Linked DNA regions of Homo sapiens: region 2 is linked to region 1. A link is an interaction called in ENCODE POLR2A ChIA-PET data of the cell type or tissue named here. Cell type or tissue: Caco-2. All regions are shown on one strand. Links, peaks and the distances in the headings refer to the core of each region. The heading gives the core; the rest is flanking DNA.

Region 1 (11,108 bases), core at 2,106-10,105:
TTATAAAAATTGATTAACATACAGAATTCAAATTTAACTAACTAACAAACATGGTACTTCATATACTTTTCATGGGACAAAAAGAACCACAGAGAAATTCTGTAAAGGATACTGGTAAAGTAGCTCTGTATTTAGACTGTGTTTACAGTAGGGTAGTACAAATAACCTTATGGATGTTAGAGGAAATCCAGGTTTTGCCTGTAGAAGACAGAAATATGGAATGGAGGAAGCTTAGAAGTACTCTGTGCTAGAGGTTCAAATGGAGGTAACAGACTGAACTCATGGCTGACTGGCTGATTAAATTATGTAAATAAGGGGGATGTATTTCTCAGCCCTATATACTGAAAGGGCCTGAAGAAATTATATCATAATAGCAATGCAAGCCAGACTCAGAGGCTTATGCCTATAATCCCATCACTTTCGGAGGCTGAGGTGGGAGGATGGCTTGAGGCCAAAAGTTCAAGACCAGCCTGATCAACGTAGAGCGACCCCCAAAACTACAACAAATTTAAAAAGTACATGGTGGGGTTTTGCGCCTGTAGTCCCATCTACTCCAAAGGCCAAGACAAGAGGATCACTTGAACCCAGAAGGTGCAGTGAGCCGAGATTGTGCCAGTGCACTCCAGCCTGGGCTATAGAGCAAGACTCCATCTCAAAAAATAATAATAAAATATGCCCTGGTGTGGTGGCTCACACCTATAATCCCAGCACTTTGGGAGACCAGCCTGGCCAACATGGTGAAACACATAAAAATTAGGTGGGCATGGTGGCACATGCCTGTAATCCCAGCTACTTGGGAGGCTGAGGCAGGACAATCGCTTGAACTTGGGGGACAGAGGTTGCAGTGAGCCGAGGTCGTGCCACTGCACTCCAGCCTGGGTGACAGAAAGACTCTGTCTCAAAAAATAATAATAATAATAATAAAATAATAATTTAAAAGTACACATGGTTAGCATACTTTGACTTGTCACAAGAGCTCCTGTGGTAGACTAATCATGGCTACAAATTCTTTCCTGCTTCTATTGAGAGGTAAGGCTCATCTTTTTTCTCCCCTTGAGTATGAGCTGGGTTATGACAACAGTACTTTCTTTTAACCAATAGAGTAAGGTAGAGGTGATAATGCCATTTCTGGACCAATTTCTGGCAACCTCCTCCATGGTGTCTTGGAACCCTTAGCCCAACTACTCTGCTAGAAAGACTATGTGGAAAACCCTAAAACTACATCTTACAGAAAAGAACCCAGCTGGGTCCAGCCTTTCAGCTGTTCCCACTAAGGTATCAAGCGTTTAAGTAAAGCCACTGTGGATCATCTAGACCAATCTAGTCACTAGTTGAATACCAATGAGTGAGCCCAGTAGCCATGTGTAGCAGACGCAAGCTAAACCCTGCCTGAATTCCCGATCCACAAAACTGTGAGACAATAAGAAAAGTTGCTCACAATTGCTAAAAAGTGGAAACAATTCAAGTGTTCACTGACAGAGAAACAAAATGTGGTACATACATACAATGGAATATTATTCAGCTTTAAAAGGGAAGGAAGTAATAACACATGCTATAATACGGATGAACCTTAAAGGTATATGCTAAGTGAAATAAGCCAATCACAAAATGACAAATATTGTATGATTTCAATTATTTGAGAGTAAGGTAATCGCTTCTGAGCCTTTTGGCTAAGATCAAGTGGAGAGTAAGTCAAAGTCATCTAGACAAAAAGCAGAATGGTTGTTGCCAGGAGCTGGGGAAGGGAAAAATGAGGAGTTAAGAGTTTAATGGGTAGAGTTCCAGTTGGGGAAGATGAAAAATTCTGGAGATGAATGGTGGTGATGGTTTCACAACAATGTGAATGTACCTAATGCCAAAGAACTGTACACTTAAAAATGATTAAAGTGATAAATTTTATGTTATGTATATTTTACCATAATGAAAATTTTAAAATACCTTTTAAAAAGTTTGTTACACAGCAACAGATAACCAGAACAGTTCTACACAAACAGAAGTCTGAAATAAGAACTATACTGCACTAAGCCTCCCTTCACAAATGTACACTGGCTATTATTTTAGGACATGATTTTAAGAAATCTTGCCTCCCCATTTAATTTTTAATGTTCTGAGCAGAATCTTCTGCAATACAAATATTAAAACATATGAACAGAACTCAGAGTTAAAATTATATACTTAATTACATGCAAAATTATCACACTGTGTAGCAATGAGGGATAAATAAAAATCATTCATGGAAGTAAAAATAATTACAACCAAACCAGTACTTCAGGGGTCCTCCTGGAGGAAAGCAAAGGGAAAGAATTATGGCCGTCCTGCCCTTAATCTGTTCATCACCTCTAACAAGGTTTGTGAGGAAAGGGGGATGGCCCTACGTTAATATCAATTCCACCATATCCTAATTCCCACTAAACCATCAAATAGGCCAGATGAGAATGGTTGATACAGGAAGAAAGATTAGAGAAAATATAAGGAAAATACACCTGGTGGGAAAAAACGAGGATACTTTCACAAAACCCTACTTAATTTTTCGAATTCTTAGCAACAAAACAGTAGGTATTTTTATTTGTTTCTGTGACAGAATAATATAGCAGACCAGGGTAGCTGTATTAATGTCTGGAGCACTGCTCTCTGAGATCAGATAGTTAAGAGAGGAATATAAGAAACAAATTTCAGGCCGGGCATGGTGGCTCATGCCTGTAATCTCAGTCCTTTGGGAGGCCAAGCTGGGTGGATCACTTGAGGTCAGGGGTTCAAGACCAGTCTGGCCAACATGGTGAAACCCCGTCTCTACTAAAAATGCAAAAAATTAGCCGGGTGTAGTGGTGGGTGCCTGTAATCCCAGTTACTCGGGAGGCTGAGGCAGAATTGCTTGAACCTGGGAGGTGGAGGTTGCAGTGAGCTGAGATTTTGCCACTGCACTCCAGCCTGGGAAACAAGAGTGAAATTCCCTTTCAAAAAATAAAGAAAAAAAAAATTTCAGGCTGGGTGTGGTGGCTCACGCCTGTAATCCCAGCGCTTTGGGAGGCCGAGGTGGGTGGATCACTTGAGGTCAGGAGCTCGAGACCAGCCTGGCCAACAAGATGAAACTCCATTTCCACCAAAATATAAAAAGTTAGCTAGGTGTGGTGGCACGCACCTGTAATCCCAACTACTCAGGAGGCTGAAGCAGGAGAATTGCTTGAACCTGGGAGACAGAGGTTGCAGTGAGCCAAGAGCTTGCCACTGTACTCTAGCCTGGGCAACAGAGTGAGATTCCATCTCAAAAAGAAAAGAAAAGAAACAAATTTCACTCTATCCATCCCTCCGTTTAAAAATCAAGAAATGCCTGGCGTGGTGGCTTATGCCTGTAATCCCAACACTTTCGGAAGCCGAGGTGGGTGGATCACGAGGTCAGGGGTTCGAGACAAGCCTGACCAACATGGTGAAACCCCGTCTCTATTAAAAATACAAAATATTAGCCAAGCCTGGTGGTGCACGCCTGTGACCCCAGCTACTCAGGAGGCTGAGGCAGGCGAATTGCTTGAACTCAGGAGGCGGAAGTTGCAGTGAGCCAAGATCGCGCCACTGCACTCCAGCCTGGGCGACAGAGCAAGACTCCATCTCAAAAAATAAATAAATAAAATAAAAATAAAAAGGCCAGGCACAGTGGCTCTCTCCTGTAATCCCAGAACTGTGGGAGGCCAAGGCAGGCAGATTATGAGGTCAGGAGTTCGAGACCAGCCTGGCCAACATGGTGAAACCCCGTCTCTAACTAAAAATACAAAAATTAGCTGGGTGTGGTGGCAGAAGCCTGTAGTCCCAGCTACTCAGGAGGCTGAGCTGAGATTGCGCCACTGCACTCCAACCTGGCAACAGACCGAGAGACTCCATCTTAAAAACAAACAAACAAACAAACAAAAAAAACACCAATAATTATCAAGGCCCTCTTACCTCCAAAGTAGCAAGAAAGAAAGAAACAAAGTATGTGTATAGTAAATAGCTCTGTAGTAATCCATGATATAGGATATACTACATAACTAACTTAATTCCATTAAGCCCTTTATGGAATTTGCACAGCTATTTATAAGTGTATTTTATTTTTTTAATTTTTATTGTAAATGAGGTTTTGCCATATTGCCCAAGCTGGTCTCAAACTCCTGAGCTCAAGTGATCTGCCCGTTTCAGCCTCCCAAAGTGCTGGAAATACAGGCATAAGCCAGAGGACACCAGACCTATAAGTGTATTTTAAATGTCACTTATTAGATGTGAACCCTGTATTAGTTTCAGAACCCACAACTATATGGGAGGATGGCTATTTGTGATTCTTTTTTTTTTTTTTTGAGATGGAGTTTCGCTCTTGTTGCCCAGGCTGGAGTGCAATGGTGCTTAGATTACTTAATTATAATATTAATTTTTTTTTTTTTTTTGAGACAGAGTTTCACTGTTGTTGCCCAGGCTGGAGTGCAATGGCACCATGTCGGCTCACCACAACCTCCGCCTCCTGGGTTCAAGCGATTCTCCTGCCTCAGCCTCCTGAGTAGCTGAGATTACAGGCATGCGCCACCACACCCGGCTAATTTTATATTTTTAGTAGAGACAGGGTTTCTCCACGTTGGTCAGGCTGGTCTCGAACTCCCGACCTCAGGTGATTCACCCACCTCGGCCTTCCAAAGTGCTGGGATTACATGCATGAGCCACTGTGCCCGGCCTGTAATATGAATTTTTTAAAAAATCACTTGCTCAGTGTATGCTTTTACTTTTTTTTTTTCTCGTGACAGAGTCTTGCCCTGTCCCCCAGGCTGGAGTGCAGTGGCGTGATCTCGGCTCACTGCAACCTCTGCCTCCCAGGTTCAAGGGATTCTACTGCCCCAGCCTCCTGAGTAGCTGGGATTACAGGCATGTGCCACCACACCCAACTAATTTTATATTTTTAGTAGAAACGGGGTTTCTCCATGTTGGTCAGGCTGGTCTTGAACTCCTGACCTCAGGTGATCCGCCCGCCTAGGCATCCCAAAGTGCTGGGATTACAGGCGTAAGCCACCGTGCCAGCTATTTGTGATTCTTAATGTAACAATGATACTAAACTATTGGCCATCCTTCCACATAGCTAACTTTAGTATGGTTTTAATATTTGTCAATTAATATATAATTGTAACTTCTATTATCTAAGTAGCAGAAGTTAATGACACTTTTCAGCTTTAGGTGACTAGCGTTGTTCACAACCTATCAAATGGTCAGTTTCTTCACCTGAAAAATTAGAACAGAAATACATAACCTCTGAACTACCTGTTGACTCCAAAATTCTAAGTACTGTACCTATGTTACCATCTCTAAGACACAAACTCCTTAGTTTGAAAAGTCCTAGCCAGGCAGAGTGGCTCACGCCCTAATCCCAGCACTTTGGGAGGTCGAGGTGGGTGGATTACCTGAGGTCACCAGTTCGAGACCAGCCTGACCAACATGGTAAAACCCCGTGTCTACTAAAAATACAAAGTTAGCCAGGCGTGGTGGTGGATGCCTATAATCCCAGCTATTCAGGAGGCTGAGGCAGGATAATCACTTGAACCCAGGAAGCAGAGGTTGCAGTGAGCCGAGATCAGGCCATTGCACTCCAGCCTGGGCAACAAGAGCAAAACTTGGTCTCAAAAAAAAGGAAAGTCCTTAGCTGCAATTTGAAATTTTTTCAAATTATCCTTTACTTTCAAAAATAAAAATATTTCTCTAATTCAGTATTAATACAAAATATTCATTCATTCACTTAACAAGTATTTGTTCAGCACCCAATTATGTGCCAGGCATTAAGCTTGGCACTGAGAGGAATGAAAAACAGACACGGTATCTGTATTAATAAGGTTTACAGAGAAGCTAAAGAGACAAACCAAATAAATGTATGGATAAATGTAATATGAAGGAGTTGAAGGGTATGTAATGTAGAATCTTTTTTTTTTTTTTTTGAGACAGAGTCTCGCCCTGTTGCCCAGGCTGGAATGCAGTGATGTGATCTCGGCTCCAAGAAAAAGGGTTTCACTATGTTGGTCAGACTGGTCTCGAACTCTTGACCTCGTGATCCACCCACCTTGGCCTCCCAAAGTGCTGGGATTACAGGCGTGAGCCACCGCGCCCAGCCTGTAATGTAGAACCTTAAAGGCTTCCCTTAAGAAGTAACAAATGAATGACAAATGAACACATGGGCTATTTAATGTAAGGAACCTGTCTAGACAGAAATAAACATGGCATGTTCAGGAAACCAACCGAAGACCACTGTGGCCTGACATAACAAAAATAGGTAAAGTAATGCCCTGGAAACAGGAATGAAAAGCTCTAGTATAGGAAAACATATCTTAGCTCTTTCAAAGACATACTCTAAGAATTATTGTCAACGAAGCTTCAAAGCTTCACAATAGTTTCTCTCAAATGCTTAAAAAAAAAAAAAAAGCTGTCCTTTTTCTCCCTACAAAAGACCAAACTCACTCTCATTCTCTTCACATTTCACTGTAATGTCTTCAACTACATGATAAAAGTTACAACTTTTTAGTTCTACTTAGTTTAGATTCCTTAGAAGAAAGCAACTATATAACAACCAAAGTAAATATGGCGTTATTGCCCCTGCCCTCTGCCACTAAACTGCCCTGTGACTGATTTTGGTAAAGGTTACTTGAATACTTTGGCCTAACTTTCATTATCTGTGAAGTAAGAGGAGGTTCCAGAATTTCCTTTAAGATCCTTCTAATTCTAAGATTATGGTTCCACTGTAAAACCGCTTGTTCCTTTTTTTTTTTTTTTTTTTTTTTTTAAGACAAGGTCTCACTCGGTCACCCAGGCTGGAGTGCAGTGGTAGGATCACGGTTCACTGCAGCCCTGACCTTCCTGGGCTTGAGTGATCCTCCCACCTCACCCTCCTGAGTAGCTACGACCATATTTGCATTTTTTGTAGAGATAGGTTTTTGTCATGTTGCCCAGGCCTATCTCAAATTCCTGGGCTCAAGTGTTCCTCCCACCTTGACCTCCTGAAGTGCTGGGATTACACAGGCATGAGCCACCACACCCAGCCTTGTTCCATTCTTGAAAACTGACGAGAACAGGACCAAACACCGCTGAATTCCTTTGTAATTGCCTTTAAGATGTTTTTTGTTTTGTTTTGTTTGTTTGTTTTCGAGACAGAGTCGCGCTTTGTCACCCAGGCTGGAGTGCAGTGGTGGGATCTTGGCTTACTGCAAGCTCCGCCTCCTGGGTTCATGCAATTCTGCCTCAGCCTTCCAAGTAGCTGGGACTACAGGCCCCGCCACCACGCCTGGATAATTTTTTTGTATTTTTAGTAGAGATGGGATTTCACCTGTGTTAGCCAGGATGGTCTCGATCTCCTGACCTCATGATCCACCCGCCTCGGCCTCCCAAAGTGCTGAGATTACAGGCGTGAGCCACCGCACCGGGCCTGCCTTTAAGGTCTTTTTTAATGAGACAGAGTCTCACTCTGCTGTCACCCAGGCTATAGTGCAGTGGCATAATGCCTCACTGCAACCTCTGCCTCCTGGGTTTAAGTGATTCTCATGCCTCAGCCACAGGAGTAGCTGAGATTACAGAGGTGTGCCACCACACCTGGCTAATTTTTGTATTTTTAGTAGAGATGGGGTTTCACCATGTTGGCCAGGCTGGTCTCGAACTCCTGAGCTCAAGAGATCCACCTGCCTTGGCCTCCCAAAGGGCTAGGATTACAAGCATGAGCCCCTGCGTCCGGGCTTAAGCTCTCTTTGTGTTTGTACAGCATTTCAACACTGTTGCTATGTTATAATAATAATAAACTCCTGAATTTATAAAATTATCAATAACTAAGATTCTAATAAAAAAACAAAATTTCAAAAATACTTAAGTATTGTTAAAAATCTACATTTCCAATGAGACATAATACTTTAAAGAAGGATCCCTAATTAAGTACAAAGTCAAAATAGAAAGGAAGGCAGAAGAAATACAAAATCAAAAGAATTTTTCAGAAAACATTTTGGCAGTAGGACATTGAAGTTGGTTGATATGAACGTCGATTTTAACTTCCAAAAGAACTCATAACAAATGGATAATCAAACTCGATGCTCATTCTCCACTGGATTGTATGTCCATTTATAGTTAACAGTACTTCTGATAATCGATTTTCAAACAGAAAATGTACATAAGTAGTCATAACTTTCCCAACACACCTTAAAAAAATAATATTGAGACACGGTTGGCTGGGCGCGGTGGCTCACGCCTGTAATCCCAGCACTTTGGGAGGCCGAGGTGGGCGGATCACGAGGTCAAGAGTTCGAGACCAGCCTGACCAACATAGTGAAACTCCGTCTCTACTAAAAATACAAAAATTAGCTGGGCATAGTGGCACGCACCTCTAATCCCAGCTACTTGGGAGGCTGGGGCAGGAGAATCGCTTGAACCCGGGAGGCGGAGTTTGCAGTGAGCCAAGATTGCACCACTGCATTCCAGCCTGGGCGACAGGGCGAGACTCCGTCTCAAAAAATAAATAAATAAATAAAAAATAAAAATAAAATTGAGACAGGGTCTATGTTGCCCAGGTCTGAACCTCCTGGGCTCAAATGATCCTCCTGCCTCAGCCCTCAAAATGCTGGGATTACAGGCATGAGCCCCTGTACCCAACCACAACTTTCCTTTTTTTTTTTTTCACTGTTTAAGGAATTTTTTATTAAAAAAAGAATTTTATAATCCAAATTACGCTTCCTTGCTCAGTTATCAATTCTGTTACTTAAAACAGAACTGATATTTTGAGCTATTCCACAGTAAAGATTACAAGGAATGCTTTAAATTTTTGTACTTTGCTGAAAATTATTTTTCCCAGGATCTATAAAACATTAATTTGTCTTTATATTTTATTATTTTTTGTGGGGTTTTTTTTGTTGTTTGTTTTTAAATCAATAAGTAATCTAGGACTAATATTATGTTTGCTAGACCTGGCATTTGCTCGGTACATAATGTTCAAAGTTTCCTTTCCTTTTTAAATTTATTTTATATTTTGCAATTTTTTTTTCCATATTTAAGTTTTTCGATGTTTAGATATTTTTCTTTGGTGAAGCACAAGTTTCTTTTCGTGGTCTCTGATCAATTTTAAACAGCAGGAACACCAATGGCACTGTTAACTGCTTTCTGGGTAGCCTCTTTAGCTTGGTGGGCTTGTAATATAGCTAGCTTCATGAACCTTAGAACAGAGTGACTCTGGACTCTCGAGCATATGAACATTTGCTTTTGCTCTTGAGGGGCAGATGCCAACATGGAAGCAGTCAAAGGTTCCTGACCTTGTACATGAACAGCAGGCTGTTGCATTGTAACTTGTGGCTGTGCATTAAGATGTTGCTGAGGATTGCGAACTCCCGCAGCATATTTATACTGTGGAACGGTGTGGACAGCAGGAGTAGCTGCAGCCAGCAGATACCAGGGTGTTAATATTTACGTGAAAAATCTTGATGATAGTATTGATGATGAACGTCTCCAGAAAGAGTTTTCTCCATTTGGTACAATCACTAGTGCAAAGGCTATGATGGAGGGTGGTCACAGCAAAGGGTTTGGTTTCGTATGTTTCTCCTTCCCGGAAGAAGCCACTAAAGCAGTTACAGAAATGAACGGTAGAACTGTGGCCACAAAACCATCGTATGTAGCTTTAGCTCAGCGCAAAGAAGAGTGCCAGGCTCACTTCACTAACCAGCATATGCAGAGAATGGCAAGTGTACGAGCTGTGCCCAACCATGTAATCAACCCCTACCAGCCAGCACCTCCTTCAGGTTACTTCATGGCAGCTATTCCACAGACTCAGAACCGTGCTGCAAGACCGGGCGCGGTGGCTCACGCCTGTAATCCCAGCACTTTGGGAGGCCAAGAGGGGCAGATCACGAGGTCAGGAGATCGAGACCATCCTGGCTAACACGGTGAAACCCGTCTCTACTAAAAAAATACAAAAAATTAGCCGGGCATGATGGCGGGCGCCCGTGGTCCCAGCTACTCGGGAGGCTGAGGCAGGAGAATGGCGTGAACCCGGGAGGCGGAGCTTACAGTGAGCCGAGATCGCACCCACTCCAGCCTGGGCGACAGAGCGAGACTCTGTCTCAAAAATAAATAAAAACCGTGCTGCATACTCTCCTCCTAGCCAAACTGCTCTACTGAGACCAAGTCCTCGCTGGACTGCTCAGGGTGCCAGACCTCATCCATTCCAATATGCCAGGTGCTATCCCCAAGCTGCTCCTATACCACCACTTAATACTATGAGACCAGCTTCTTCACAGGTTCCATGAGTCATGTCAACAGAGCGGTTGCTAACACATCAACTTTCCATTTTTTAACCAAATTATCCAACATTAGAATTCAAGGTTTCAATATTCTTAATTTGAAAACAATAAATATTAACGATCCATCAATTGTTTAAGTTTTATATTTCATAATTTCTCACTCCCAAAACAGTGTAACTTTTAGAAGCATCAATCAAGCAGCTCAATTCATGTATAATCTTTAGTATCAATATTTGCTTTATTTATTTTATTTTACTTTTTTGAGATGAAGTTTCACTCCTGTTGCCCAGGCTGGAGTGCAATGGCGCGATCTCCGCTCATCAAAACTTCCGCCTCCCGGGTTCAAGCGATTCTCCTGCCTCAGCCTCCCAGTAGCTAGGATTACAGGTATGCGCCACCACGCCCAGCTAATTTTGTATTTTTAGTAGAACTCCAGACCTCGGGTGATTTGCCTGCCTCGGCCTCCCGAAGTGCTGGGATTACAGGCTGGAGCCACCACACCAGGCCCAAGATTTGTTTTAATGAAAGGGGCTGGGAGCAGTGGCTCACACCTGTAATCGCAGCATATTGGGAGGCCGATGCAGGCAGATCATTCGAAGTCAGGAGATCGAGACCAAAGTGACCAACATAGTGAAATCCCATCTCTACTAAAAATACAAAAATTAGCTGGGCGTGGTGGCAGGCACCTGTAATCCCAGCTACTAGAGAGGCTGAGGCAGAATTGCTTGAACCCGGGAGGTGGAGGTTGCAGTGGGCCGAGACGCGCCACTGCACTCCAGCCTAGGTGACAGAGCAAGACTCCGTCTCAAAAAAAAAAAAAAAAAAAAAATTTAGCCGGGTGTGGTGGCA
Region 2 (11,108 bases), core at 1,947-9,946, 580 kb after region 1:
GCAACAAGAGCAAAACTCTGTCTCAAAAAAAAAAAGAAAAAGAAAAAGAAAATGTCAACACAGAGCACTAAGGTTTGAAACCTGAGAATCTCACACGTTCAAAGCACAAGTAGAGTCAAGTAGCTGGTTCAAGTAGCTGCCTCTGTTCATTCTATTTAAAGCATTATTTTTTAAATCCTGCCCTTGGTGGGAGAATCGTACACATACATTGACTATGTCGATGATCACCTTTCCTGGATGCCATCAAGGATGCAGAGACAAAGAAATGTGGACACATTGTCTGTGAAAACCACCTCTTACTAGAAGCTGATTACCTTCCTTGGGGAGGTAGGTGAGGTAAATTAAGAACATAGATTTGGGGAGAATTCAAAGGATTAGCAGGGGAGCAATACTTGGGCTCTAACTCTAGGGAATAATGCTGATACACAAGGTAAGATTTCTGTCTGAACCACAAAAACAAAAAAATCTGATCATCAGTCTGAAATCAATCTCTTTAAGAGGTTTTAAAGATTCTTCCAGAAATTTGACTAAGTTTTCATTTTACAAGAGACACCTGTTCTCTGAAGCCTCTCCCTCTCCCTTTCCCTTTCCCCCCATAGCTCATGCTATTCCTTGACCCCAACACTCTCTCCATACTGGGCCCCTGCAAAGGCTGTTTAATGTAGCCACTGCCGCCTGTCTCCAATCCCCCTCTGCCTATCCTCCAGGTCTCAGTTAGAATGCCATTCAAACTCCAAGCAACCTTCCCAATAGTCACCTCCTGACTCAGATTATGTTAGGTCCTCTTGTTTTTATTTATTTATTTTTTCGAGATAGGGTCTTGCTCTGTTGCCCTGGCTAGACTGCAGTGATGCAATCTTGGCTCACTGTAGCCTCAACCTCCCAGGCCTAAGCAATTCTCTCACTGCAGCCTCCCAAGTAGCTGGGACTATGGGTGCGTGCCAGCATACCCAGCTAATTTTTTATTTTCCAGTAGAGAATGGGATGACAATTTTTAAATTTTTGTAGAGACAGGTCTCATTATGTTGCCCAGGTTGGTCTTGAACTCCTGAGCTCAAGTGATCCTCTCACCCTGGCCTCCCTATGTGCTGGGATTGCAGGCGTGAGCCACTCTGGCTAGCTTAGGTTTTCTTGTTTTAGACTCTTAACTCCTTACAGTTCTTCATCAGCCCACTCATTACTCTGTTAATGTATTATTTAATATCTTCTGTGACTACTAAAGTAGCCCTGTGGGGACAGCAATCCTTTCTGTCCTAATTACTTCTTAATTATGCTACATCTAGCACAGAGCCTAGCACAGAGCCTGGCACATAGCAGGTGCTCAAAAAATGTTTGTTAATGGATTTACTTGTATCCCTACAGATCATGTACTATCACCTATAGGGTCTCATAACATGGAGGTTTTGCAAATGTTAAAGTCTGTCTCAATCAGGCAAATGTGGCTTAGGGAATCATGCCCATTCTGTGGCATTAACTCTCAAGATGCTATTTTTCTGCACATTTAACATGAACATGGATTTGGACTCTGCTTTCACGGATAAATGAACGAGTCACTCTGGGACATAGCATGGAGTGTTTTCATTGCAAACTCCTACCCGCTGATTGCAGGAGGGGAACCTTGGATAAGTGTCTGATTCTGGGATCTTATGTCTGGAAGGCTGCTTCATTATCTCACATGGGCTGTTCTGAGTGCCAGCGCCCACTATTTACAAGGTCCTTGGGGTGCTCATCTCAAGACTATCATATGAAGTCACCAAAAAAAAAAGTTTTTCTTTCAGTATTAGAAAACTAAATTCTGGCTGGGTGTGGTGGCTCATGCCTATAATCCCAGCACTTTGGGAGGCTGAGGTGGGCAGATCACTTGAGGTCAGGAGTTTGAGACCAGCCTGGCCAACATGGTGAAACCCCATCTCGACTAAAAATACAATAATTAGCCAGGTGTGATGGTGCGTGCCTGTAGTCAGTCCCAGCTACTCGGGAGGCTGAGGCAGGAGAATCACATAAACCCAGGAGCAGAGGTTGCAGTGAGCCGAGATCGTGCCACTGCACTCCAGCCTGGGTGATAATGTGACTTCATTTCAAAAACAAAAACAAAAAAGGAAACCTAAATTCTTTCTTTGGTAAGCACAGACTTCTTACTAATCATCTACTCATCAGACTATGCATTTCTTACCCTTAAAAATTCAACCCTCTAAAAAGAAAAAAAAAAAAAAAACATTTGTATTGTGTGAAAAATAGAAGGTAGGGAATACTTAATGCTGGTCATTTGGGGATTATCAGAGAAATGCTGTATTTCACCAGACCTGTTTGCATAAGGTGCACCGAATTTCAGACATGTTAAATTGTATGTGTGAAGGGCGGGGGATGCATTCTAGTTGATGATATGCAGTAATGCTACAGGAAGAACCCACCACCAGACATTTTCATGAAATCAGTATTAAAAGAGTTTCACTGAAATCATTCAAATACACCTCTGTCATTCTTTTTGGCTGTGGGAGTCCTCTGAGGACATTTGTGCTTACAAACATACAGGGCACTCTGGCCTAGTAAATTAAACAAACACAACAACAATACGTTTGTAAAAACAAAAACAAAGGGGGGTGGCAAGGATTAGCATTTTGATGTCGCTATGTGATGTTCACCCACTTTTCTCCCCCGCCACCGGGTTATGTGCATTTGAGTCATGGTGAAGATGATGCCAACTTACCAAACCTCCTCAGTGAGCCAAGGATTGCTGATCTCTGCTGGGTGACCTGACGCAGAGTCTCTTTCCAAGGCCTCCGTTACCTGAGCTGTGAAATGAAAAAAATAACACTACTGACCCAAAGGCTGGTATTGAGAAGTCCAAAGTTAGTGATCACTAAATGGAACTGGGAGAGCGGGTGAGAAGAAGGAACATGGTGTTTTGCTATTATCACAGGCCGTTGTGTGTGCCTGGAACTACAAGGGAAGCTACATAACCAGGCAATATAGGAAATCTCCACTGGTCACATCATTTTGCCAGCTCTGCAAGACTATTCCGTTTCATATTAATTAAAAGACACTCAAGGAAAGAAAATCTTACTATGACAAAGAGAGAAAGGAGAGCCTCATGCCTGTAATCACAGCACTTTGGAAGGCCGAGGCAGGAGCATCACTTTAAGCCCAGGAATTTGAGACCAACCTGGGCAATATAGTGAGAGCCTATCTCTACAAAAAAATTTAAAATTAGCTGGGCGCCCATGGTCCCAGCTTGTTGGAGGAGCTGAGGCGAGAGGATCACTTGAGCCTAGGAGTTCTGAGGCTGCAGTGAGCTATGATCGTGCACTCCAGCCTGGAAAACAGAGTGAGATCCTTTTTTTTTTTTTTTTTTTTTCAGACGGAGTCTCGCTCTGTCACCCAGGCTGGAGTGCAGTGGCGAGACCTCAGCTCACTGCAACCTCCGTCTCCCAGGTTCAAGCAATTCTCCTGCCTCAGCCTCCCAAGTAGCTGGGATTACAGGCATGCCCCACCATGCCCAGCTAATGTTTTGTATTTTTAGTAGAGACGGGGTTTCACCATGTTGGTCAGGCTGGTCTCGAACTCCTGACCTCATGATCTGCCCGCCTCAGCCTCCCAAAGTGCTGGGATTACAGGCGTGAGCCACGGCGCCCGGCCTGAGATCCTGTCTTTAAAAGAGAGAGAGAGAGGCCAGGCGCAGTGGCTCACACCTGTAATCCCAGCACTTTGGGAGCCCGAGGCAGGTGGATCACCTGAGGTCAGGAGTTCAAGACCAGCCTGACCAATATGGTGAAACCCCATCTCTACTAAAAATACAAAAATTAACCAGGCGTGGTGGTGGGCACCTGTAGTCCCAGCTACTCAGGAGGCTGACACAGGAGAACTGCTTGAACTCGGGAGGCGGAGGTTGCAGTGAGCCAAGATCACGCGATTGCTCTCCAGTCTGGGCAACAAGAGCAAGGCTCCTTCTCAAAAATAAATAAATAAATAAATAAATAAATAAATAAATAAAAGAGAAAGAGAGGGAGAGAAGAGGAAATGTATAAAAAGTGGACTAACAGGGAGGGGAAGCTCACAGGTTTGACCAGGTGCTCGAAACTCCACTCTACTGCTTGCTAGCTGGTTGATCTTGGGCATTTTACTCAGCCTCTCTGAACCTCTGAGTTTTTCTCATCTAATATGGGCCTAATAGTACCCATTTGTTGGAGACATTGTGACAAGAGATATGAAGCCTTTGGGGCCTAGCACACAGAGAAAATGTTCAATGAAGGGCGGCTATGATTATTATGTTCATTTAAAATTCTTTCTGCAGAGGCACATTAAATTCAAAATCATTTAAATCACTATGAGTTGTGTTAGTTTTAAATGTTCCTTCACCTTGGAAGCCCTCTACAGCTGGCTTTTCTGCCTATACACAAATAATATTCTCTAACAATTCAGTTTCATATTTTTAAGTAAATACTTTTTTTTTTTCCAGATGGAGTTTCCCTCTTGTCACCCAGGCTGGAGTGCAGTGGCATGATCTCAGCTCACTGCAACCTCCGCCTCCCGGGTTCAAGTGATTCTCCCACCTTAGCCTCCCAAGTAGCTGGGATTACAGGCATGCACCACCACTCCGGGCTAATTTTGTATTTGTAGTAGAGATGGGGTTTCACCATGTTGGTCAGGCTGGTCTTGAACTCCTGACCTCATGTGATCCACCCGCCTCAGCCTCCCAAAGTGCTGGGATTACAGCAAGTAAATACTTTTGATTAGCTAGGTTCAGTGTAGAAGATTTTATTATACTACTGTTCCACCAAGAATAAATAAAGCTGTGACAAATGTCTCATTCCTGCGATCCCCTCCAAGAAAGACTACAACGTACCTCTTGGATAAGAAAATACTGGGCTATGCTAACTCCTGCAGTCCAGCTCAGTAATCATTTGTTCCAAAGTTCTTCCCAATGCAATGGCCAAATTAACTAAGGTTGAGCTTCTGATTAACATACAGTGCTGGAAGGAACTTTGACCCACAGAAACCTGGCATTTGACTTGCTTCGGTGAGTCCAACCTGTGTCACGAGTGCCTGTTTCAAGGGTAATAAAGGACCTGGCTGTTTGCTTACAGCAAATGGAGGTGGTGCCATGTCATTATACAGCTTTTACCTCTCCTGTCCACCTAACCCTTGGCAAATAAAGTCTGCAGCCCACACATCAGTTTTTGGAGTGATAGAATGAAAAAGGGTATGGATTTCCAAACTGAAAAGCACCTAAGTTCTACCTGGCATTCTGACTAAATGTTAGCTGCTTAAGAAACATGAATATGGTACCAAGATCAAAGGGACCAGAGTAGAGATCAGGTGTTTGAGCAGGTGCATATTATAACCATCCAAATTGTGCCTCAGTGAACAAACTGCTCTCTCTGCTAGCTCCTGGGTTCCCTTTTAGTGACATGTTATAAAACAGGAATCAGATGCAAGGAACAGACCACAGTACTAGAGAGTTCATGTCTCTTCCTGTTCTAGGATATACAGTGCCCCTCCCTGCCCTGCCAAATTCATAAATTCAAGGTCTAACCCCTAGTATCTCACAATGTGACTATATTTGGAGACAGGGTCTTTAAATGGGTAATTAAGATTAAATGAGGTCACGGGGATGGGCCCTAATGCAATATAACCAGTGTCTTCATAAGAAGAGGAAATTCAGACACAGACAACACAGACCGAGGGATGACTGTGTGAGGGCACAGTGAGTGGGCAGCCATCTGCAAGCCAGGCAGAAAAGCCTCCAGGTAAACAAACCCTGCTGTCACCTTGATCTTGGACTTCCAGCCTCCACAACCATGAGAAAATAAATGTCTGCTGTTAAAGCCACTTGGTCCATGGTATTTTGTTATGGCAGCCTAAACAAAGAAATACACTGCCCCTCCCCACATCCCCCAACCTCATCTCCCAGGACCAGATGAGTCGCAGATGAGTAAGGAGGTCAAGGGCATGATAATCAGAGTGGATTAACTGTGCAATTAAACAGTGGTAAACAGGAGAGCACATGCTCTATCCAAAGGTATCAAATTCAAAAAACTTAAAATACTATGAGGCCATACAAAAGACGGCTATGGCTTGATGATGCCCTTCAGGTTGCAATTCCTGAGCTAAACCATTACAGTATGATATTTAAAAACACCCATTATTAATGCTTTCAACAAATATGAAATGAATGCCTCCTACAGGCCAGGCCCTATGCCAGGCAATGGCAATAGCAGTGGTGAATATGTTCTCTGCCTTTGTGGTATTACAGTGTGGATAGTGAGTCCAGGTGCTGAGCTGGGCTAGAAATGTCAAGTTGAGAAGACAAAGTCATTGCCCTCCAGGAGGGTACAGATTAGTGGAGCACAGAGTTGGGACGAGACCATTATAAAACAACGTGACACCAGCTCTAATCCACAAGGGGCCCTGGAAGCTGGGAAGAAGATGATCCCATGTCTGTGTCAATCAGGGAACATGTGAGCCAAGTCCTGAAGGATGAATAACAGTTTACCCGGCAGACACATCTGAAAGACAAGAGGGCATTTTCCAGACAGAACAGTCAGTTCCTGGTGCAGGGACATAAGAGCGTACAGGATCTCTGGAGAACGACAATGAGCTGAGCACAGCCAGGGTGAAGACGGGCAGGGGAGAGCAACAGGACGTGCCGCTGCCAAGGCAAGGAACCAGGAGCCCACATTTGATTGCCGAGGGAGCCATCGGAGAATTTTAATCAGGAAGGTGACATCACCAGAACTGCATGTTAGAAGGATCACTCTGACCACAATGCAGAGGAGGGCTAAAGGCAGGGCGACCTGTCTGGAGACAAAGAAGGCAGGAAATAGGGAAACAGACATAGGGATGCTTGCCGGTCAAGGTCAGTCATCATGGCGTTCAGCTGCAGCCACGGGTGACACTGCCCAAGGGCATTATGTAGGGAAAGAGAAGCCCTGGCTTTTAAATCTGAGTACATATTACTTTTTTTTTTTTGAGACAGAGTTTTGCTCTTGTCACCCAGGCTGTAGTGCAATGGCACCATCTCGGCTCACTGCAACCTCTGCCTCCTGGATTCAAGGGATTCTCCTGCCTCAGCCTCCCAAGTAGCTGGGATTACAGGCACATGCCACCATGCCAGTTAATTATTGTATTTTTAGCCGAGACAGGGTTTCACCATGTGGGCCATACTGGTCTTAAACTCCTGAGCTCAAGTGATCCGCCCAACTTGGCCTCCCAAAGTGCTGGGATTACAGGCATGAGCCACTGTGCCTGGCCTGGGTACATATTATTATGATCAATGAGAAAATGAGTTTCTTAAGAAACTTTTAATTTCACTTATCCTCATCAGGAAACTAACCTTACTCATTCTTTTTATCAATCAAAAGCCACACATGACTGTACCTCAGTTTCTTTTTTTTTGGGGGGGGGGACACAGAGCCTTGCTCTGTTGCCCAGACTAGAGTGCAGTGGCATAATCTGCAACCTCCGCCCCCTGGGTTCAAGCGATTCTCCTGCCTCAGCCTCCCGAATAGCTGGAACTACAGGCACGCACCACCGTGCCCAGCTAATTTTTGTATTTTTAGTAGAGACAGGGTTTCACCATGTTAGCCAGGCTGGTCTCAAACTTCTGACCTCAAGTGATCCACCTGCCTCTGCCTCCCAAAGTGCTGGGATTACAGGCGTGAGCCACCACGCCCAGCCAGTACCTCAGTCTCCCTCTTATTTTCCTCAGTCTGTAAGTAAGGATAATAATAGCACTTCCCTTAGAGGGAGGATTCCTTAAGTTAAATAATACGAGTACATAGGTGCAATAAATGTTTTTTTTGTTTGTTCGTTTTTTTTTTTTTTTTGAGATGAAGTCTCGCTCTGTGGCCCAGGCTGGAGTACAGTGGCATGATCTCGGCTCACTGCAACCTACGCCTCCCGGGTTCAAGCAATTCTCCTGCCTCAGCCTCCCAAGTAGCTGGGATTACAGGTGTGTGGCACCATGCCCAGCTAATTTTTTTTTGAGACGGAGTCTCACTCTGTCGCCCAGGCTAGAGTGCAGTGGCGCAATCTCAGCTCACTGCAACTTCCGCCTCCCGGGTTCAAGCAATTCTCCTGCCTCAACCTCCCAAGCAGCTGGTATTACAGGCGTGTGCCACCACGCCTGGCTAATTTTTGTATTTTTAGTAGAGACAGGGTTTCACCATGTTGGTCTCGAACTCCTGACCTTGTGATCCACCCGCCTCGGCCTCCCAAAGTGCTGGGATTACAGGTGTGAGCCACCGTGCGCAGTAATAAATGTTAAATACAGCAGAAATAAATATTAAAGAACAAATGGGAAATTAATGATTGTTCAGTTAATGACAGTTCTCCCTCTCCATGAATATTAGCCAGAGGATAACCACCACCACAGCCACAAAGGGTCAAACCCAACAGAGCTGTCTTGGAACGAAGCTGGGTTTGATTTCCTTGCATCTCTCCCGAATTCTCACATGGTCTCCTACACAAGACCATAAATTTTGTGCATGATCATTACTTTAAAGTTATAAAATGCTTTGTGTCAGGTAAAATGTTCTCAACGATTAAAGATTAAAGGGGATGTGGGGCCTTCGAGGGGAGACTGACTGCAGAGGGGCATGAGAAAACTTTCCAGAGATGTTAGTTCCTACATCTTGATTGGGGTAGTGGTTTCACAGCTGGATACATGTGTTAAAAGTCACCACTGAAAATGTGGGAAGTTTATCATACGTAATTTTTTTTTGAGACAGAGTCTCACTCTGTCGCCCATGCTGGAATGTAGTGCTATGATCTCAGCTCACTGCAACCTCATCCTCCTGGGTTCAAGTGATTCTCCTGCCTCAGCCTCCAGAGTAGCTGGGACTACAGGTGCCCAGCACCATGCCCGGCTAATTTTTGTGTTTTTAGTAGAGATGGAGTTTCACCATGTGGGCCAGGCTGGTCTCAAACTCCTGACCTCAAGTGATCCGCCCACCTCAGCTTCCCAAAGTGCTGGGATTACAGGTGTGAGCCACCGCGCCTGGCCCTATCATATGTAAATTATACCTTAATAAAGATTGAAGGGACGGAAGATAGAGGAAAAAGGGATTCAAGGGGAAATGGGTATTTATATTCCAGAGAAGGAAAAAATAGATATGCATGAAGAAACTCGTCTTAAAACTTTTAATTTCCAAAATCATTCTCTCTTTGAATAGATGAAACTGTCAAGGAATGCAAAAAAAAAAAAACTTCCTTATGCAAGAAACATTTTGAAAAATTTAGACATCTTCCCCCTCTCATTATCCTGTAACTAACAAACAGCACTTTTTTACCCCTAGGTTCACTGAACAAGCTGCCCTCTTGTGGTTCTGATATATTTCCTGAGCACAAAAGTGGGCTGTTAGGAAGCTGTGTAGGTAGCAAGCCCAGCCTGCCCACAAATATTTGTCAAGGTAACTGAGAGTGAATGTTCTGACCTGCTTCTACATGAGAGGTATACACACATCACTATGGGCTTGGGTCACAGTTACAAAAGAATGAAGAAAATACGGTGGCCACAAAATACATATGGTTCGAGGCTGACAAATTCAAAAGACAATTTAATCTCTGTTTACTTTGCTGCTTAATTTTAAGGCCCTTTAGTACATACTTTCACTTTTGCAACGTGGAATCAGCATATCAGAAGCAAGCACGTCTCAAACAAGGTCAGGGCAAAGAAAGCAGAACTGCAAACTCCGATTCTACCATCTGTGAATATATTCAATATTCCCAAGATATCTTTGTACAAAGAAAGAAAACAACAAAACAAAGTAAACAAATAGTACCTAATAAAAACAATCCTGCATTTTATTAACATTGGCAAGCAGAATCCAGATCTCTAATAAAATAACAAGCACTTTTAAAAAAGAAAGGAAAGGAGGGAAGAAGGAAGTACACAAGGAAGAGGGAGGGAGGGAGAATCAAATAGCGTACTTTTCTTTTTTTTTTTTTTTTTGAGACAGAGTCTCGCTCTCTTGCCCAGGTTGGAGTGCAGTGGTGGGATCTCGGCTCACTGCAGCTTCCGCCTCCCGGGTTCAAGTGATTCTCCTGCCTCAGCCTCCCAAGTACCTGGGATTACAGGAGCGTGCCACCACATCCAGCTAACTTTTGTATTTTTAGTAGAGACAGGGTTTCACTATGTTGGCCAGGCTAGTCTCGAACTCTTGACCTCAAGTGATTCACCTGCCTTGGCCTCCCAAAGCGCTGGGAATTACAGGTATGAGTCACTGCATAGCCACAGCATAATTTTCAAAAGTTACACTAAAAGAAGACAAAAGATGACACAGGCATTGACTCAAAAACTGGAAACATTTTCTCTTCTAGAGAGCAATCCATCTTTATACAAGACCTTGTTTAAAAGAAAAACATAGAGGCCCTAAGACTTTTTTAAAGATAAGGATTTAGGGGCTAGGTGCGGTGGCTCACACCTGTAATCCCAGCACTTTGGGAGGCTGAGGCAGGTGGATCACGAGGTCAGGAGATGGAGACCACCCTGGCTAACATGGTGAAACCCTGTCTCTACTAAAAATACAAAAAATTAACAGGGCATGGTGGCGGGCACCTGTAGTCCCAGCTACTCAAGAGGCTGAAGCAGAAGAATTGCTTGAACCTGGGAGGTGGAGGTTGCAGTGAGCTGAGATCCCGCCACTGTACTCCAGCCTGGGCGACAGAGTGAGACTCTGTCTCAAAAATAAATAAATAAATAAATAATAAAAAGATAAAGGATATAAATAAAAATGGGCTCTGTATTTCAACTATTGACGTGTTAAAAATTCATCTAGTCCAGATCCTGCAGTAGCAGGTGGGCTAAATTAATTTGAACCAGGGGTAGACTCATTTCTGTATATGGCTGCCGAATCCACATTCTGATAGATCAATCTTTCTTTTTAAACACGGTCACGTCACTTCCCTTCTCAAAACCCTCCAATGGCATGTCCTCACACTTGGAATAAAATCCAGAGTCCTTCCCCAGGTTCCCTCTAGGAGCCTGCATAGCGTGGCTTGGCTGTGCTCCATTCCCTGCTGTTCATTCTCCATCAACCTCACAGTGCTGGCTATACCACTGGCCTTCTGGCCGTTTCTTAAACAAACCAGCTCATCCTCTTCTCCTG

Evidence for each region. ChIA-PET counts read pairs that join two places held together with the same protein. Peaks named below come from ENCODE experiments on the same cell type or tissue, not always from the same donor. Only the 100,000 strongest peaks of a DNase experiment are listed, where the experiment ranks them.
Region 2: POLR2A ChIA-PET joins it to region 1 with 11 read pairs; 3 of 35 experiments call an interaction of 5 or more read pairs at or near these places.

What each region holds. Positions count from the first base shown.
Region 1 is chr4:39,964,041-39,975,148 of GRCh38, forward strand. The region is part of intron 2 of PDS5A (PDS5 cohesin associated factor A); the gene reads right to left. It also overlaps the pseudogene PABPC1P1. Among named protein-coding and RNA genes, the nearest start is that of PDS5A, 8.3 kb to the right of the region's middle. RefSeq lists a silencer at 6,749-7,043. In Caco-2, for the core only: no CTCF peak of the experiment used is centred there; a DNase peak (open chromatin) is centred at 6,931.
Region 2 is chr4:40,541,715-40,552,822 of GRCh38, forward strand. RBM47 (RNA binding motif protein 47) reads right to left here. Exons shown (of 7, transcript NM_001098634.2): 2 at 2,708-2,792. Among named protein-coding and RNA genes, the nearest start is that of MIR4802, 45 kb to the left of the region's middle. RefSeq lists a silencer at 9,314-9,403. In Caco-2, for the core only: a CTCF peak has its summit at 9,296 (motif pointing left); DNase peaks (open chromatin) are centred at 5,037 and 9,367.